Regions from separate parts of the Homo sapiens genome. Here all the other regions are linked to region 1. Evidence: chromatin loops called from intact Hi-C (ENCODE). Cell type or tissue: PC-9. All regions are shown on one strand.

Region 1 (4,000 bases):
CAAAATTATATGGTAAAGTGTTAAACAAATAATTTAGAAAATAAATTTAAAAGTTAGAAAAGAAAACAGTAATTACTCAGAACTAACACAATTTCAGTAAAAGTAATCTATGCTAAAGTGGTCTCATTTGTGCTTTCAATGAATTTACCCAATCAGGAAAGGAGTTATATATTATATTATAGTATGAAGTTATTCATACATTTCATGTGAACAAACAGTGTGATAGAAGAAACCTGGATTTTATTAATAACAGTATAGTGGCAAATAAAGAACAACTCCATTCTAATTTGCACTGATTAATCTATATATGAACTGCCAAGACAAGTGTTGAATATAATATTTTAAAAGAAGTGTTTACCAAACAGAATAGTCTACAAAGAAGAGACAAGCTCGATAAGGACTCTGGATAATGCATCATATTTAAAAATGATTGTGCTCACTGGAGTTTTGTCTCTAAATACAAAAATAAAACTACTGTCACTACCTTTTAGGAGAGCACCTGCCTTTATAGAAAGTGTGAATATGTGAACTAGGAAATTAATTTATTTGGGATACCTTCAAAGGAATATCTAGCATCAAATCTATACATTTCCAAGGAGAGAGGTTTGGGTGCAATGTCCAGAAAAACCTTCTACTTGTTGCTGTTGCTCAGTAGTGGAATTAACTGCTTTAGAAAGCAAGGAGTTCTGGGCTCTTGGAATGTTCACACAGAAGCTGATTTTCCATCTGCTGTGCATGCTCTGGTTGAGGGCATTCCTGCAACCTCAACCAAAGGAGGCTAAACTACATGACCTTTAAGATCCTTTCTAATCTCAGATTCCGTGAAGAGTGCTCAGACAATATTAAAAAAGGAAAAGGAATTTCTGAGATGCATGGGGTAAGCATTATGGGCAGGACACGACAGACAAGTTGGTGGTTCAGAACACTTGATCTCAACGCATCCACAATATATCATGATCTGTCATATCTACCTTAAAAACGTAGGAGTTAATTAAACTGGGCTTGCAAATTCCATTTGGCTTCACTGAAAAGGGGACTGAGATATTTACTAAGAGCTTTTTAAAATCGAATATAAAATAGCACACGAGATACAAGGTCTAGGTTGAGAAGCAGTCTCATGACTTTATTCCTTATATTTCACATTGGCAGCAGGCCTGCAATGAAATATGGCTCATTTTTTTTGGTCTTGGGCTTTGAGGCTAAAGAGAGGGTTTAGCAGAGGATATCATAATTCCTTTTTGTGGATACAGAAGAACCCTAAGCAGTTGCCAAAATCAGGTAGAATAAGACAAGTATTGGTCCACTCTCAGTAACTCCAAGGCCTCAGAGTTTTTCCTTAGCTTCTGGGGAACTGGTATCTACAAGGAAATCAAGAGGCCTAGTCCCCTAACTGCTTTCGGAGCACGTTGTGGGAGGTGCAGACCAAAGGTGAGTTTACACATCAGTGACTAAAGTTTCCTGCCACTAAGCATAAGAAGTCACTCATGAGCAGCGTCCCTAAACCACAGCTACAGGATGTGGGCACAAGCCCTTGTATAATTGTTGGCCAAGAGCCAATGAGCATTCATCCCTGTGCAAATACCTTGGCTTTTTTATGTTGTTGTTAACCTTTGAAAACCACAGGCATTAGTCTCTCTCTTTCTTCCCCTTGGCACAAGTCATCTTCTTTTCTCCAACTTGGTCTCTTGTGTGTAAAGAATTTCTGAGGAGCTTTTAAGCCTAAATTTAATACCTTTGCCCTCCCCCTCTCCTGCCCCACAAAATGCCAGCAGAGGTGAAGCTGCCTTACAAAATATCTGCTGGCTCTGCCAGCTTCCGCAGCTTTGTTTGGGCTTTTTTTATCAGATAGGAAATCGGAGAGCTCTATAAGTGTCCTTAGCCTTTAAGAAAATGATGGCAATTTCTGGAAATTCTTCCCAAACGACTGTGCCCTATTGTTTTCTCATTTCAAAATTATCTCAACAACTACGATACATCAATTCAGATGGCATGTCTTTCCCATGGAATACAGATATTATATTGGAAAGAGCAGTGGGCTAGGGATAGAAATTGGAAAATGTAGTCTAATCTCAGTATTTCCAAAAGTTCACCATCTTCTTTTTGAGAAATGTCTTTCTAGTTTCTAGGCCTTTGCTTCATTTTCTGTGAAATAAAAGCACTGAATTGACATGGTTTTTCTGCCTTCTTATCCCCAGAACTCTACAAACTGGCTTCCTAAGAAGGTTTAAACAAAGGCTGAATAAAAAATGGACCTCAAGGCAAATGATTCAGAAGTGCCAACTTATAAGTGAGCTTCTCTTTTCTGCCTTAGATGACCTTAAGATGACCAAAGGTCAGGCCTCCAAACAGGCCCAATTGACCACCGAGGAGTGAGTCCTGGTGATTGTTTAAAAGTCCTCCTGTTGTGTTAAAACATCTATCTGCTTTGAACTTTCTCACCCTCAGAACTGCCTACGATGTATCAGAAGATAGTGAGGCATTTGTCAGTGGAGCTGTTCAAGCAGTTTCTGAAATAAAGCTTATCAGAGATTTTTCAAGTGGAAATTCCTGAATGAGATAAAGACCGAATAATGAAGACCTCCAACCATGACATTTTGGTTATGAAATGCTTTGTACTCTACTTAATGTATCTTGCGTCTACTCCTATTATCAATCAAACTCATCATGCCATTTGCTAAACTGTAGTGGTAAGTTCAAATGATAGTCTGATAAAAACTCCAAGTGTACACATAGGTCCCCTGGGTTGTGGCTCCCTGTTGAGCTTAAGGACAAAGATCCCAAGTAAGAACACCAAGTGTAAAATGAGAAAACCATAATCAGTAGGTCGATGGTAATGAAGAAACAATTTCTGGAGGAAATGTAGTTCCCTTGGATGTTTTCCCACCTTCTGCTGCAAAAGTCACATCACTCTCTAGGCAAATACTCAAAACTTTCTGTTTAATAAAAGAATTTAACCTCATTTCATTGAATCCTCACAAGATCTTTATGAAATAAGCAAAAGTAATATAATTGTCTCCATTTCGCAGAAGAGGAAATTAAACCTTAGGAAAGGTAAGGAAATTTTTCAGGGTCTCCCATGATTGATCCAACTCTTTCCTAAGAAAAAAATGGGTCTAATTAACTAAGTACTAGCAACAATTATTTGGAAAATGATAGGGTCACCGGCCTTAAAAGATTATGTCAATCATTTCTCCAAACGGTATCATACAGCAATTCCTCTCACAATATCGACTTTATCTAGTCTTTCCTTGAACATACCAAGTGATGGTGGGCTCACTGTTTAAAGAAGCAACCCATTCCATCATTGAAAATTTATAACTATAAGAAGTTCTTTCTTATCTTGAACTGCTATCCAAATTCCTAAATCTTCTCACCCTCTGGTCATAATACCGCTTTCTAGATCCCATTTATCAATTAAGGGGATAGCCTATATATGACAGTTTTTACAAAATGTGAAGGGAATTCATAAAGACCCTCTTGTCGTCTCTGAGTTCACTCTTTATGCAAAACAGCTTTGATTCCATTAAATGCTTATCCCATTGTTACAGACTGGCTCTCAGAACTAAGAAACATCTCCCTCCTGTCATCCTTTCTGAACTGTTTCCATTGATGATGGTGCACTGTGTCCTTTAGAAGGTCATTTGGGAACAGTCTGGCTTAGGTTACAAAGGGGGCAAATGTGCAGAGAGAAGTCGATTGTCAGGCTGATCCTTAAATGGTAACTCAAAAGAATGTGCTGGACATTTCAGAGGCTTCTGCCAATAAATGCCACTATCTTGAGGCAAATGGGGATTTTCGGGCAGCAGTATTATAATAATTTGCCAATTATGCCTGCTTCAGAACCAGTGCCAAAACAATCCAACGACTTTTCATTCCACTACTGTTGACAGGACAGCTATGGATTTCAACATTTCCTTTTACAGTCTGAATAGAAGTTCCCTGCCTTGGGGACTATAACAATATTTGCCATCATGGGGGGAAGAAAAAGTGGGTGCTGTAA
Region 2 (4,000 bases), 240 kb before region 1:
TATATGCTTATGTTTCCAGACTTTATGGACAAGCCATATTTTTTCATGCAAATTCTCTTGTGGACTGTATATCACTAGAGTTCAGGGCTTTGTCTAACTTATTTTTCTATTCTCAGCATCTAGCACCGCTCTTGGCATATTTTTGAAGTCCAGTATAGGTTGCTAACTTTGAAAAAAAATTATAAAATTATAAATTTAGAATAGGAAACTTTATTTTTTAATAAAAAGGTTACATCCTTCAAAGTGGTCATCCTGCAGGCTGAGAAGCACAGGCCCTTCAAACGAGATTGGGTAGGAGCTTTATGCTGAGTGCATTGGCTAAACATACATATTCAACAGGTTACGAGAGGAGGTGAATATTCATGAAGGTGGTCCGGACGCATGTGTATTGAACAAACATGCATGTTACATATGACCCACGTTCATATATAGAACAAAGAAAGAAAGAGAAAGAAAGAAGGAAGGAAGGAAGGAAGGAAGAAAGGAAGGAGGGAGGGAGGGAGGGAGAGAAAGAAGAAAGAGAGAAAGACAGAAAAAGAAAGAAAGAAAGAAAAGAGAAAGAAAGAGAAAGAAAGAAAGAAAGAAGAAAGTTCACCTTGGAGTAGGGACAATATTTAAATGTATTATAATTAGTCCCTATCCATCTAAAGGTCTTTTCAGGACACAAGGAATTCCAGTCAGTGCACAGCCTCTGTAAACCAACCAGAGCCAGTCCATGGTCAGTGGTCTTCTTATCAGAAGAAAGTTACTGAAATCAGTCACTTGTCCAATCAAAGCTATAATTATGGCAGGTAAAACAGTGAGGTCAGTGAGTGTATGGTGGTGAGCTGAAAATTGTCTTAATATTGCTTCTTTCAAGACCAGTGCTTGTTTAGATGCTAAAGAAAAGCCTTGTGGCATGGTTAGAACACAGTTTATTCTTTAGTGCAGGCATGTGACTTAACTCTTGCATGGCATGGCCTTAGGTCCTGTTTATAATTTGATAGTCTATTGTCATAAAGAGTCTGTTCTGTCAGTCTTGTGGTCTCTATTTTAACATTAATGCTGGTCAGTTATGTCTAAACTGCAAAAAGGAGAGGGGTTAACAGAGTATGTTTGACCTCCTGTCCCATCATGGGTCATGGCTGGAAACTCAGTTTTTAGGTTTTTCTGGAATCCCTTGGCCAAGAGGGGGCCTGTTCAGATGGTGGGGGCTTAGGATTTTATTTTTTGTTTACAAGGTCATCAAAATGAAATGTAAGTTGATTGCTTTTAATGATGCCTTTGTCAATAGATTCAACTGAAGAAATGATGGGGATACTGAACACAGATCCTACCAAGGGTCACTTCACATTTAAGTGCGGAAGTAGCCTTCCCATAGTCTTAGGCAGCAAACTCCAGGCTCTTAACTCCAGAAGCAACCTCGGTGTTAGGTCTTTTTTGTGGCAGATGGATAGAGGTCTCTTCAGGATAGTTGTAAAGGGTAGGCTACAGAGATGCTTGAAATATGAGACATTGCCCTGTAGTCAAAATTCCAACATTGAAGTTAGAAGCCTAAGGCCTTTTACCCAGAGATGCCAAAAAAAGGATATAATCCCAGAAGGTCAGGCTGTCCCAATCCTTGTATATGGATATACGTGAGAGGGTGTAGTCTCCCTCGCTGTCATTCACAACCATTCACTTGGACAGGAAAAGCCTCTGTGAACATGTTAAAATAAAACTTCCCCCAGGCTAACCAATTGCAGCAGAAATGCCTGTGGGTAACCAAACCCACAGTCACATAACTAGTAAAATGATTCAGTAAAATTAGTCAGTCTCTCTTTCCATTTCCACACCGAGGCAGAAGAGAACAGCCACCTGTGGGCTGTTAAGTCAGCACAGCATTTGTGTAGCCAGAAAAAAATGCAAACACAGGGAATTCTCCTCCTTCCAGGAGTGCCCTTGTAGGTTGTACTTATCCTGCTGAGCTACGTCCAATTGCATCTCTAGGCAGGACAGCTGCAATTCCCAAGAATCTGAGTACTAACAAGTCCTTGAATCACCTGATTATGAAACTCATAAAGTGCTGAGATAGTGTAGGGATGGGTTTTTAAATTCTATTGTACGAGTAACGTATGCTCAATGTAGAACAATTAAATACAAATAAGAAAAGAATCGAAGAAGAAAATAAAACCACCTGAAACAAAAGCTCAATTAACATTTTGGTGTATATCCTTTAAGATCTTATGCATTATGTGTATATGTATGTATGTAACATATACACAAATAATTGTATATATAAAATCATATTTATATCAAGTGTGAGATCATGTTATACATAGTTTTACATCTGCTGTTTTCATTCCACAATTATATATCATTAAAGTCATTCCATGACAGTTAATAATATTTCATTAAATAATTGTTACAGTTGCTTAGGATTCTGTATCTGTGTAAATAACTGATTCATTCTTATTAGACATGTAAGTTATTTTTAAAAATTTATTATAAACAAAGCTGTGATAAATATTTTTTTAGCTACATCTTTCCACATGTATTTAAATATTACCTTTAAATGAATTATTAAAGTAGAACTGTGAGGTCAAGAGACAAGAAGGGTCCTGCCAAAAAGTCCTCCAGAAAGTGGGTGCAAGTTCACTCCTATCGAATTATTTGAGAGTCCCTGTATTTCCCCACAATACATTCTCCCAGATAATCATTTAAAAATCTTTAAATTTAAAAGTGAATGTATCTTATTTTAATTTTAATTGTTTTGATTACTGGTGAGGTTATTATTGTATTTTTTTTTGCCATTTGAATTTCCTTGTGAAATTTCTGTTCATGACTTTGGCCTGTTTATTCTTCATGGTATTATTGTTTTCTTACAGAAGTGTAAAAATTATACTTTAAAGCCAACAATCCTTTGAAATAGTTATTGAACATGTTTTCCTATTAATCTTTAGTTTTTAAACTTCGTTAATGATGTTTTCCGTACTATAGAAGCACCGCTTTTTAACGTGGCAAATCTATCAATTTTATTCACATAGTTTCTGCCTTTGGTATTTTAACTTAGGTAACAGAGTTCCTGCTGCAACTGAAAAACTAAAGCTAGAAAAACCACCATTTTCAAAGTCAGGTATTGCCTTATTTGAAGAGACTCTCCTAGGTAGTGACTAGCTATGGAAATGCGACTAAAATATTCTTCACTGTTTACAGTTCAGGGCCAAGCAAGTCCTATTACAGGGAAGTAAACTGGTAAGTGCAACCAAGTGACAGGAAGTTGCCAAGACAAAAATACTCAAGAAGAAAATCTCTGCATAGCATCTGGGCTTATAAACTGTGAAAGCAGCCTAATAGTATACTTCTAAATGTTTAGCTGCTGGCTTTTTTGTGAAAAATGGATGCATATTTTTATGTATATAAGCTTATTATAAATTTTATTGACATAATGTTTACATAGCACAAAATTATAAATAATAACAGAATATACAATAGAATTCTGTTATCAGTTTTTGTTAAACTCTTGTATAGCCAACCTGTGGTTGCAACTGATGGGTGAATATAACTCCAGTATGAATATTGATTGGTATTGTTTAGTGAGTAAGACAAAAGTGAAACAACAAAAATATTCCTCAGAACTTTGGTTTGTCAATTACCCAAGCCACTTAGGCATTGAATCAAATAATAGTTTTCAAATACTGAAATAATAGTTTCTCAATTTTTGGTGCTATTCACAATACAATGACCAGAGACACAATGCAGTTTTAATCTGCATTATAAACACTTTCTCCATCACTTCCTCGTCAACAAAGCAATAAATTAAGCCTCTATTTGTACTATTAGCTCATTTCTGCGGTGTAAATATTCCCACAATGGCTGATTTCAAGATGCCAACCTGCTGTCATGGAATGTGAGTTTGTAAGAGATGCAAACCCCAAGAGCATAGATCATAGTGGATGTAAGAAGTGATGAGTTTAGAATATCCATTGTCTCTGATTTTAATATCATTTAGTTCTAAATGTATGTACTTTAATTTTTAATA
Region 3 (4,000 bases), 190 kb before region 1:
ACAAGTTATTTTATTAAAGTTGAAAAATAAAATTATATGGACTCCAATTTCTTCTCTTTAGAAGGGCATTTTTGTTTGAGATTTGGTTAAAAGAACAGTCAGGAGATTTGTCTTAAAGCCATTTTTTGTGTAACAAAACTACAGTCTTTAATTAGATCGTGTGTTTATTTGGGGTGGGTTGGCAGGAAAGGCAGTGTGTGCTCAGTGATCTCATCTTTACACTAAAGGGGATGGACAAGATCAGTAGTTCTCAAAGTATGGTTTTCAGACCAGCAGCATCAGCATCACCTGGAAACTTGTTAGAAATGCAAATTCCCATGCCCCACCATTTAATTACTGAATCAGAAATGCTGGGGATGGGCCATGAAATCTGCTCTTGACACCCTTCAGGTGATTCTGAAGCATGCTAAAATTTGAGGACTAAAGTTGGACTAAAAGTTCTCTAAAGGCCTTCCAGCTCTACAATTCTGAATCCATCATGTTATTAATATGATAAACTGTATCTTTTCAGGCTGCGCACGGTGGCTCACACCTGTAATCCCAGCACTTTGGGAGGCCAAGGTGAACAGATCACTTGAGGTCATGAGTTCGAGACCAGCCTGGCCAACATGGTGAAACCCCGTCTCTACTAAAAATACAAATATTAGCCAGGTGTGGTGGTGCATGCCTGTAGTCCCAGCTACTCAGGAGTCTGAGGCAGGAGAATCTCTTGAGCCCAGGAGGCAGAGGTTGCAGTGAGCCGAGATCATGCCATTGCACTCCTGCTTGGGCAACAGAGCAAGACTCCATCTCAAAAAAAAAAAAAAGATAAATTACATCTTTTCAGATAATTTTAAAGATATGTTAGTTCATCTTCATGCTTTGTGAAGAAAGTCAGTATTAGTATTCTCTATTTTAGTGGCACAAAAGTTGAGGTACAGGCTACAAAACTATAGGAATCAATATGTGAAACAGTGTAGTGTAATCTCTCTCTTCCCCAAAATAGAAGGCACTTATATTTTCATTTTGCAACTCACATTTTGAAAACACAGTCAACAAAAGCAAAGAAATCCGCAGACGTGGAACTCAGGGCTATCCCGTTTATTTAATGAACTTGGCAAGAGAGTACCTATTTGTGCCTTGCAGCCTGCAGGTCAAATGTAAGCATAATATTAGCTACTGGTTTCCACTTCAGTCGCTGGTACACACCTTTTGAGTGACTTCACCCATCACAGGACATTTGCATTATTGGCTCACAGCTGACTACCATAAAAGATGGTGCACTCCTTGAGGACACGAATTGAGTTTTACCAATTCTGAATCACCAGTGTTTAGCACTTATCACATCTATGTATCATCAGAACATAGATCCTGTGTGTGCCTGCCCAAATCTCATATTGAATTGTAATCCCCAATGATGGAGTTAGGGCCTAGTGGGAGGTGAGTGGACCATGGAGGTGAATTTCTCATGAATGGTTTAGCACCATTCCCCTTGGTACTGTCCTTGTGATAGCGATTGAGTTCTCATAAGATCTAGTAATATAAAAGTGTGTAGTACCTCCCTGCTTGCTCTCTCTTGCTCCTGCTCTGGCCACGCAACATGCCTACTCTACTCTCCCTTCCCCTTCCACCATGACTGGAAGCTTCCTAAGTCTTCCCCCAGAAGTAGATGGTGCTATGCTTCCTGTTCAGCCTTCAGAACCATCAGCCAATTAAACACTCCCCCCTTTTTTTTAAATAAATTACCCAGCCTCAGGTATTTCTTTAGAGAGATGAGAGAATGGCCTAATACAATATTGTTCTTCCTTATCTTTGCTATTACGTTAACATGAAATAATAATAAACTTTTATTTTGCCCTCAGATGCTGATCTTAAATAAATTTGCGAAGCAGAGGGACTTTAAATGAGTTGCATGGCCTCATAGTTCTTTCCTATCTTTAAACTTCTTGGTTTAACAAATAATTGAATGGAATCAATCTCCTTTTGACTGACAGTTTTGACAGCTGCTGTTCTCAAGATGTCAATGTATAATCTGTTATTCTACTTACCAAAATTTAAAACTGAACAGAGACATATGTACTGTCAGTCTCATTCCTATGATCCCCAGTTCCTCCCTTCTGCCCTGTTTTATCCCTTTCCTCCCTCATGTCAGTGAAGCGCCTTTAAATTCTGAGCAATTCCGAAGCTCCTGTGCGCCAAGCTAGAAGTAGGATTAGAGCTCATCTTCCCTGAGTATTATTACAGCGCTTTCACAGTGAAGTCTCCAGCTTTGCAAACTAACGGGGCATCATAAATGTAAAGCTGTTCAAATAATAACGAACCTTCTCTTTATGCTTAGCCAAGGGAAGGGAATATTAAAGTGAATAAGAGTAATAATAAAAAGCAAGTTGGCAGCATGGGTATAATTAAACTGAATAGCTCACACACACAAAATAAAGCTCTGAACATTGACTTCCTCTGGGACACACCCCAGTACACCCAGACCTCGCCTCAGAAAGGTATGCACAGCTTGTCATCCTGATGTAAAACAAACACCTACACTCACCCTCTCATCTACAATAGAAAGACAAATTTGGCTCTTGAGTGAAAAACTCTTCCAGCCCTTGGGAGCAAAAAACACCTATATTTTTTTTATCCTCACTATTCAGGATACCAAAAATGAAATTCCTCGAATTGATAGGACCACTGGCTCTGATGAAAGGGACCCGATGCAAGGGTATGCTATTTGCATTCGGTGTTATAAGTGCACTTTTGTCTGTGCCAGAAAGAATAACCAGCAGCATGGTAGGAACATTTTGACCCTAAAAGCTACTCTGCAGATCACCTGGTGCCCTTTCCTTCCAGAGCATTCATTAGAATGTGTAAGCTCTGAGAGAGCAAAGTCACCACAGGTGATGTTGCTATCATCTGCACTTTCTCCCCTGAGCCATTTTAAACCCCATGAAGAACCAGTCACTTAGACTAGGTTACACCCACCTTACTTTCTCAAGAGCTCTGGGCCTAAATCACCCTGGGATGAAGATTAGGAAGTATTTCCTCATTGCTCTTGATAAATTGAGCTTGTGAGAGCATGGTCTCCAGATTATTTGTAATTTGGAGACTTTGTGCTTTTATTTACCCCATTTCCTCCAAAGAGACTATTCACAGAGAGGCCTCTTCTAAGATGCCCTTACTTTTTAGGAAAACAAAATATTCACCAAAAAAGAATTATGTGTATGAAGTGTAAGATGCTTTAACCTCAAGAGCTTCTCTTGTTCTTTTTTTCCCCTTCTTGTGCCTTTTTTTTTTTGAGACAGTTTCACTCTTGTCTCCCAGGCTGGAGTGCAGTGGCATGATCAGGGCTCACTGCAACCTCTGCTTCCCAGGTTCAAGCAATTCTCCTGCCTTAGCCTCCCAAAGTGCTGGAATTACAGGCATAAGCCACTGTGCCCAGCTTCCCCTTTTTGTACTCTTGAGACTCACATATCCTCTATCTAGAGAACCAAAGAGGAAAGCCTGCACACTTCCATGGACATGAGTAATTACATCAGTGCTCCAATTGCATTGTTCCATAGCTGTTCTCAACCTGGAAAAAATACCTCTGCAGTGGAGCATGGCTTAATATAGAGTTTTCTCTCCAATCATTCAGTAAAATCATAGTCAACTGACTGGTTCTCAAAGCTGCCAGTTTCATTGAAAAGAAAGGTTTTCAGAAAAAAGCAGAACTGTAAAGGTCTTCTACTCTATTGCCCCCATTTGACAGTTGGTGGAGTTGACAAGCCTAGAGATGTTTATCTGAGATCACTAAGAGAGCTCAAGTCACACTTCTGGACTTTCGTTATAAGCTTTCTCTTTTTCTCTTGTGAGATACTTGGTAGTCACAATTTTCACACTATTTATCATGGAATTCTGAAAATATTAAGCCTAAGATAAAACAAAATTAATTGCTCATATTCTAGAAGCTTCCTTAACAACTAAGTGATTTTGAGAATTTGCATGCCTTCTTCAGGTCTATGTTTCCCTGCTAATAGGTGTGTTGGAG
Region 4 (4,000 bases), 250 kb before region 1:
AGTCTCCTCACAGATCCTCTCAATGACAGAATCTATCCAGAAGATAAGTAGTAAGGATATCTGGGAAATGTAGCTTAGAAGCTTCTAGCCTTCTGTCATTTAGAGGAACACGGAAGGCAGAGAAGGAGCAGCAAGCCAATAGACAAACAACTATTCCAGTAAACAAAATGTATAAGTAAATTTTATACTGGCCAGGTGCCGTGACTCACGCCTGTAATCCCAGCACTTTGGGAGGCTGAGGTGGGCAGATCACGAAGTCAGGAGTTCGAGACCAGCCTGGCGAATGTGGTGAAACCCCGTCTCTACTAAAAATACAAAAATTAACTGGGCCTGGTGGCGGGAACCTGTAGTCCCAGCTACTCAGGAGGCTGAGACAGGAGAATCATCTGAACCTGAAAAGCCGAGGTTGCAGTGAACTGAGATCTCACCATTGCACTCCAGCCTGGGTGACAGAGTGAGACTCCATTAAAAAAAAAAAAAAAAATTATACCATGTTAGAGGGTAGCAAGCAAGTACTATGGAAAATAAAGTAGGGGAGGAAGATGGAAATTGCTGTGATGTGGAAGGAGGAAAATTTTTAAATAATATGATCCCTATGGGTGTAAGTGAAAACATGACATTTGAATCAAGAGTGAAGCAGGTGATGGAAGAAGCCATGTGGATATGCTGGGAAAGAGTGCTCCAGGCAAAAAGAACAGTAAATGTAAGGGCCTTGTGGCTGAAGTTGGCCTGGGGTGTTGACAGAACAACAAGAATGCCAGTGTGACCAGAGCCCAGTGAAGCAAAAGAATGTGCAGAAAGACCAGAAGTCAAGAACAACAGGAGAGCAAAGAGGAAATGGGACTGCATCAGGCCTTATAAGCCACTGTAAAGATTTATTCTTTCACTCTGAGTAAGAATGGGAGCTATATGTAGGTTTTTAAGCAGAAGAGTAATAAGAACTGACTACTAGAATAATAGTGTTCATCTCACAGAGTTACTATAAAAAGTACAGTGTTTAGAACATTGTAGGGAAGATAGTACAAAAGTTATTGTTAATCCACTTCTTATGATGAATACTAGACACTGTAAGTATACCTTCTGATGGAATCTGCTGTTGTCTGATCCCTTCAATACTCTTAATTATATAAATATCTCCTCCTTCTTCCAATTAAGGTTTGGTCATTTTGCTGAATAATTAGACTGTGGAGGAGTTATGATACAGCAGTGAGAACTCCAATCCATCAGATAACTAGTAATCTTGTCCACAAAGTTATTAAATTATTCCCTCATCAGAAGCTTAGTAAACTGTCCTCATATGTCCCTGTACCCTTTAACAGGCAGGCCCCAGCCAGCTTTCTCACCCTTCATTGTAACCTCTCATTTACCCTAACAGCTATTTACATTAGTGTGTGTCTAGGAGTCTTTTTAGGCTCTGATCAGATGCTAGAGGAATCAGATAATGCATTGTCATGATTCACAGGGACAAGTAGGAAATAATTCCAGACAGTCAACTTATCCAGGTAACCAAAGGTGTAAACACTAGGTCTTTCAAACCAGCTTCAACCGTACGACAAGAATCAAAAGAGTGATGAATCATTTGCTCTTTAGTCTAGAGTCTAGACCCTTTATCACCTCAGCCTACAACTATGACCAGTTCTTACCAGTCAAGTACTTTGTAAATCATACAGATTTCTAAACTCTGCATTGCTTATTAACTTTGTCATTTTCTATGGGAAACAGGAATTGAGAAAGACAAAGGGAGAGAAATGACAAATATCCTAAGAATGAGTTCTGTAAGACTTTAAAAATATTTCTCAAAATTTAGCATGCTCCAGAATCACTTTTCAGGCTTGCTGAAATGCAGGTTGCTAGGTCCCACCTCCAGAGTTTCTGATTCAGAGTCTGGGACAGGAACCCAAAATTTGTATTTCAAACACATTTCAGGTTGATGTTGCTACTCTGGGGACCAAACTTTTGAAAACCACTGCTCTAAAGCATTGACCTTCAAAGAATTTGTTAGCATGTCTCAATATAATTTTGAAAATGTATGTACCTTTCTTTACATTTTTAAGTTGATATTTTAAATTTTTCATCATAAATTGAAATAGCCGCAAAGTTAATAATTTTCAAAGTACTATAAATATTGACATTTTAAATAAAGACTATTAGTTTTTAAATAAAACTTCTAAATGATTCTAATAGAATATAAATACCACAGTGATTTAATCCATAAACTCATCTTTTAAAAAATACATGAGAAAGCTCATTCTTAATACCATTTGGAAATATGTCATTCTATTTTCTCCTTTCAATCATACATTCATCCCATTGCCCTTGTATTATTTTATTCTCTTGTAGTATACTTTTATCTATAAAAATTTTAATATGATTACTTATCTCTACTTGTCTGTAATAAAGCACACATATAAATTTAAGCCTATTTTTAATGACCTGTGACCATAAGACACAAGTGCTAAAATATTACTTCTGGATTAGGCTATTATAATGATTATTATTAAAAATAATTAAAGCAACTGATTAAAGTAGACTTTCTGATATCAATATTCTTAACGACTACTTTGTTGGGATCCCTCAGAAATTTTATACCTCAGGTCTTGAGACCAAGGAAGATAAGAGACAGATTCCCTGTAGTTGTTAGTGAAAGTGATGTCACAGTGAGAGAGTCAGATTGTAAGAACTGTGTGAAGTCCTCAACTCCTGGATTTTTCTTATGGAAAAAGAAGATATGTATATACTGAAGATCTAGAAATTATTTTGCTTAAAATTTTGTATCATTCCTTTGTGTCCCTTATGCTGCTCTGTGTACCTCAAGGGGTGATCAAGACTCCAGTTTGAAGATTACTTAGAGACTAAGGCATTTGTTGGTTTCACTTTCTACATCTCACTGACATAGGACTCTACATGATTTTGAAGTAAATAACTACTTCTTCTTTATTCATAACAATAGTCACAACTAACATTTATACATCACTTTTCAATTTATGTCACCTTATTGTACATTACCTCATTTTATCCTTACAAAAACCTATAGAAAGGTAGGCAAAGAAAACATTATTGTCCTTATTTCAGAGTGGAGAATTATTTTCCAGGAGTATATTGCCTAGTGCCACACAGGCAGTAATAAAGCCTAGTTTCAAATTCCCCTCACTCTAGTTCCAATTTTCCATTGAATTGTACCAGACCTGGGGCTCTCTTAGGAAATGACCAGATTGAATAACACAGGCTCATCTTCCTACTCAGGAATAGGGGATGTTTGCATTTTCAAGGTGAGGGCCTTGAATGTTAGCTAATGAAGAACAACAGTTAAACTGGAGACAGAACTGGTGAAATAAACAAAGGCTAGAAAGTAACTACCAGAAACAGAGAAAAGCCTCGAGCCTTGCTGTTTCTCATTATCCTTTGGGGAAGAGCTTTTCACCCCATCCTTTGGGGGATGATCCCAAAAGATTGACTTTATAAATATTCCTCCCATTCCTGAAAGCAGTAATGTGCAAAGGGATGAGAGGCACCTTAAGCACAGTTTGCAAGAACTGATGATGGCGAGGCTATCTCATCAACAGTTAGTTTTCATGCTATAAGGCTTCAAATTAATAACCCTGTTCCCCCAAAACAAAACATCTTAACTTAAATATTGAGTATGAAGTGGGAGCATAGCATTAACATAATCTGTTACATGTGAAATTACTTTGGAATGCTTTCTTAGATCTTCTGCAAAAATATTTATTTCTGGCTCAACTTATGGTATTTCTGTAATATTTCTTTGCTGTTTTTATTATATTCTGTAATCAGCTTCTCCAGCACAGGTCACTCAAGCAAACCTTTGGTGAGCATCTATTCCGGCCACAGGAAGGCTGATCTAACAACAATGTGCAGATTGATATGGGTGCCATGTGGGACCTCCTTTGATGCAAAGTCAAGGAGAGGGTTGATAAGGACCTAGACAGTGGGTGATGTTTCAGTAGAAAGAAGAAACCGAATGTAGCTGGCACTGTGTGGT
Region 5 (4,000 bases), 340 kb before region 1:
TTGTGTAACCAATCTCAGGGGTTTTGAATGATAGTAGAATGTCAAATATGTCTTATTAAACCTAAGTGGAGTTTCTCTGTTAAAGGGTCACATTTTTAAAAGCATAAAATCAGAATACTTTGTGCTCTTTCTATAACTACTAGAGTTTTCAAGGAATTGTAAGAATAATGTTTAATAAAATCTACTCATTAGTTTATAATTGGAAATGTGCTTATTTATTACGTTTGATAAGTATCTTATGGCTATAAACAACCTCCCCTACTTAAGAAAGGCCTAAGTAAGTATTTGAATAACTGGGTTCTGATGTCTTTTCCTTTCCTAAGGAAAACTATATTTATTTTCAGTTAGATATTAGATATCCATCGTAGTCATCAGTACCCATTATTATACAAATATATATTTGCAGTGCTTACACTTTTTTAAAGTTTCTGGTTGCATTTCATGTTGACCCAGGTTCAAATAATGCTTTTATATACTGGAAGCTATAATTAAAGTTATGCTTAAAATTAAAAAACAAAAAAGACAAGCCTTTAAAATAGAAGTGCTAATAAGACCTTACATGAACTTTCCTAAATGTCGTGGCTGTAGGAATTAGCTGACTTTTATCTATAAAATGGGTAATTGGTGTATTAGTTAGGTTACTTTCTGCTGCATATAATACACACCACAATTAAAAGTGGCTTTAAAGAATATATTTTTCACATGACAAGGTGGCTGAAGTGTGACTCCAGAATTAATTAGTGTTGTGATTCAATATCATCATCAAGGATTCACTCTTCTTCCTGCTCAGCCATCCTCTGCATGTTAGGTTTTGCCTTCAGATATATCCCCTCATAGTTGCAAATATCAATAACATCAAATATTACATTCACTTCATCCTCAAACTACATATACTCTAATCTATTTGGGAATTTTACTCAAAACATACCAAACTAGGACCTGATCCTGACAAAAAGTAGCTTATCAGGTTTGAACACGAGATTATAATGTTGAAGTAGGGTTGAATTTGTGAATAGCAGAAGCTGATCAATATTTGTGATATTCCTCTATTCTCAGTGGCATGCTGACACATGTTTAACAACTGGATATCTGAGATAAAAATCCCTGAACCGTAGCATAAGTCAATTTCTACAGCATAAATACTCCCAACATGGCCAATTTTAAGCTACAAAAATTATGTCACTGAACACAGAGTGAAGAAAACCACGGGTGGTAGTACACTCTCATAAGGAGTCGTTTTACCATGCAAAGGCAGTAAGTGTAAAATAATGAGAACACAGGTAATAGTAAGATGTAGTAAAAGAATTAAGAAGTGATGAGTTTGGTTATTTATGCTTTCATTCTAATATTTTTACTTAGTTATAAGTCTATACAGTTTATTTTTTAATAATGGCTATATTTCACAATTGGTTTGTAAAATTCCTGAATATTTAATAACCAGATGGTATGAGCAGGTACAAGCTAGCTCCGATACAACACTGTCTCCCCACCAGCTAGATCTCTTCTGCTTTTAGTGAAATTATAGCTTTCTACCATCTACACACATAAAAGGCTATGGATTCTCTTAAACATTACATAAAAACAAATACTACTATTTCATTCATTATGAAAGTAGATGGAACTTTATTATGTTTAATATCCAAGCATACAATTCAGCAATAGTCAGAGAACACCAAAATATTTTATAAACTAAAGGAGAAATAAGAGGCACATACAATAAAGTCTTACTGTCACATTTTACTGAAATTTGATCTGGAGGAAAAAAAATAAAAACTGAAAAAATGACATCTTGAATCAACTAAGGCCAGAAGTCTTGAATTCTGAGTCACTGTTTTCTTTTTTAACTCAGGCTCTGGTTCCTGTGGGATTCAGATGTCTATGCAATGTGGCATGCTGCAATGCATGTTGCATCACAGAGCATTATCTTCCTCAGTTAGGAAATAGGATGGCAGTACCAAAGACCGACCATCTCTAGCTTTAAAGTTTGTCATTTTGAATGTTTTTGAAAAAATATTTCTATGTAATTTTGAGCATAGTACTGCCCTTCATATTTAAAATTTACAAAAGATTTTAGTAACGAGATAGGCATGCAATAAATTATGTCAGATTTATGTTAAATTTCTTTGCTGGGTATTGTGATATTCCTGTTGCTGTTCACATGTCCAAGTGCCTATTTTTACCAAAAAGCTCTTAAACCCTTTAAAGGCAGGGCTTGGGGGGATAGGAAAGATGACAAAAATATAGTTTAGGGGGAAGTCAGACCTAAGTTTTAAGTTCTAATCTGCAGCTTACTCTCTGTAGAGGTTTGGATAAGTAATGTACTTTTTCCCAGTCTCCATGTTTTTAGATATTTAAAATGTTTTGGAAGTTAATTACGCTAAAGCACTTAGTAGACACTCAAGAAATAATAGATATATATTTGTTTCTGTGTCCAAGGCACCTAACACTAAGCTTAACATATATTACAACATTATTATTTGCTAAATGCGTAAGTGAATTTAAGAATAAAAATGAAAGAATGAAATGGCTGGGTGCGGTGGCTCAGGTCAGGTGCAGTGGCTCATGCCTGCAATCCCAGCATTTTGGGAGTCTGAGGTGGGAGGATCACTTGAGGTCAGGAGTTCAACACCAGCCTGGCCAAGATGGTGAAATCCTGTCTCTACTAAAAATACAAAAATTAGCTGAAAATAGCGGCATGTGCCTGTAATCCCAGTTACTCAGGAGGCTGAGGCAGGAGGATCTCTTTAATCTAGGAGATGGATGTTGCAGTGAGCTGAGATTGTACTGCCGAACTCCAGCCTGGGTGACAGAGTGAGACACTGTCTCAAAAAAAAAAAAAAAAAAAAAAAAGAATGAATGAAATAAGCCACTTAAATTATGAATTAGGTGTTTTAGTTCATCTTGCCTGAAATTGTACTGAAATTATAGCAGCTCATCTTTGTGGACAGCAAAGGATAGCATAACCACTTTAAATGATTCTATAAGATGCTTTAAGATGATGTTTCTATAAATCTTTTCCTCTGGGTCTTAATTTCTTTCATTGATGAAAAAGAACTTAAATGGTAAGGACTCCATGGTTCTTGATAACTCTGAAGTCCTTCCAGAACCTATCTTATATTTTTAACTATAATCACTATTGTACAGAACTCAATGTCGTAAAAGTATTTTGATACTTACTGATATTTGTCAACAGTAGTCAGAGCACCATCTTCAAGGTCTCTACAGAATTAATACCCCAGCTACAAACATCAGTAAGACCGGAGGATCTTAACCACTTTGTGGGTAACTGATAATTTTAAAAATATGATCAAAACTCTAAAATGTTTATTTTGCAATAGTTAAATTTGCAAAAAAAAATTCAGAGCACTTATGAAAGCCACATAATAAGTTAAAATCACTTAATCTATTCAGACCACTTTATATACATAGAAACAAAAATAAGTCCCAGAAAGACTCTCTTAATCTTATATAAATAATTAGTGATCAAATTAGAATTCCAACAGTTTCCTTATCTTTGGTATGCTTCATAAACTGTAACATATATCCACAAATGTTTAAGAAACTAAAATAGAGGAAAGAACATGTTCTCTTCATCCCCATAAAAGACAAATTGAAAGTAGAGATGTGAAGTCATATATTTATTTATATTTTTTCTTTCAATGACTAAGATAAACAATCAGCCTATTTAAGGAATTGAAATACTGTACTATATATTTGAAACACAGAGCTAACCTAATAATTTGTTTTTTAAATAAATTCTACATATTATGAAGAACATAAACACTAGATGTTTATTCAGAAGATCTTCCACTCAAGTGTAGAAAGAAGCCTATTTGTTTAAAAATAAACTTTTATTCTGTGTGCAGATTAGAGGAATGTACACATACTTAACCATATAGCAAGTCTCAATAAATTAAAAAAAACTGAAATAATACCAACGATACTCTCAGATCACAGTGGAATAAAAGTAGAAATCAATACCAAGAAGATCTCTCAAAAC

What was found. A loop is a pair of places that touch in the nucleus more often than their neighbours do. Peaks named below come from ENCODE experiments on the same cell type or tissue, not always from the same donor. Only the 100,000 strongest peaks of a DNase experiment are listed, where the experiment ranks them.
Region 2: it touches region 1 in a loop (4-fold over the local background); 3 of 110 quality-filtered maps call a loop at or near these places.
Region 3: it touches region 1 in a loop (9-fold over the local background); 2 of 110 quality-filtered maps call a loop at or near these places.
Region 4: a loop joins it to region 1, with 5 times the contacts of the local background. A loop is called at or near these places in 3 of 110 quality-filtered maps.
Region 5: it touches region 1 in a loop (2.8-fold over the local background); 2 of 110 quality-filtered maps call a loop at or near these places.

The regions. Positions count from the first base shown.
Region 1 is chr3:189,322,403-189,326,402 of GRCh38, reverse strand. TPRG1 (tumor protein p63 regulated 1) reads right to left here. Exons shown (of 6, transcript NM_198485.4): 6 at 1,099-4,000. Among named protein-coding and RNA genes, the nearest start is that of TPRG1-AS2, 84 kb to the right of the region's middle. RefSeq lists an enhancer at 1,138-2,337. In PC-9, no CTCF peak of the experiment used is centred here; a DNase peak (open chromatin) is centred at 1,532; H3K4me3 peaks cover 738 bases; H3K27ac peaks cover 3,011 bases.
Region 2 is chr3:189,561,823-189,565,822 of GRCh38, reverse strand. No RefSeq gene overlaps it. Among named protein-coding and RNA genes, the nearest start is that of TP63, 68 kb to the left of the region's middle. In PC-9, a CTCF peak has its summit at 2,068; a DNase peak (open chromatin) is centred at 1,752; H3K4me3 peaks cover 486 bases; H3K27ac peaks cover 2,621 bases.
Region 3 is chr3:189,511,941-189,515,940 of GRCh38, reverse strand. No RefSeq gene overlaps it. Among named protein-coding and RNA genes, the nearest start is that of TP63, 120 kb to the left of the region's middle. In PC-9, no CTCF peak of the experiment used is centred here; a DNase peak (open chromatin) is centred at 2,480; H3K27ac peaks cover 1,774 bases.
Region 4 is chr3:189,570,029-189,574,028 of GRCh38, reverse strand. No RefSeq gene overlaps it. Among named protein-coding and RNA genes, the nearest start is that of TP63, 59 kb to the left of the region's middle. In PC-9, no CTCF peak of the experiment used is centred here; a DNase peak (open chromatin) is centred at 1,568; H3K27ac peaks cover 3,406 bases.
Region 5 is chr3:189,662,372-189,666,371 of GRCh38, reverse strand. The region is part of intron 1 of TP63 (tumor protein p63); the gene reads right to left. Among named protein-coding and RNA genes, the nearest start is that of TP63, 33 kb to the right of the region's middle. In PC-9, no CTCF peak of the experiment used is centred here; a DNase peak (open chromatin) is centred at 1,831; H3K27ac peaks cover 1,490 bases.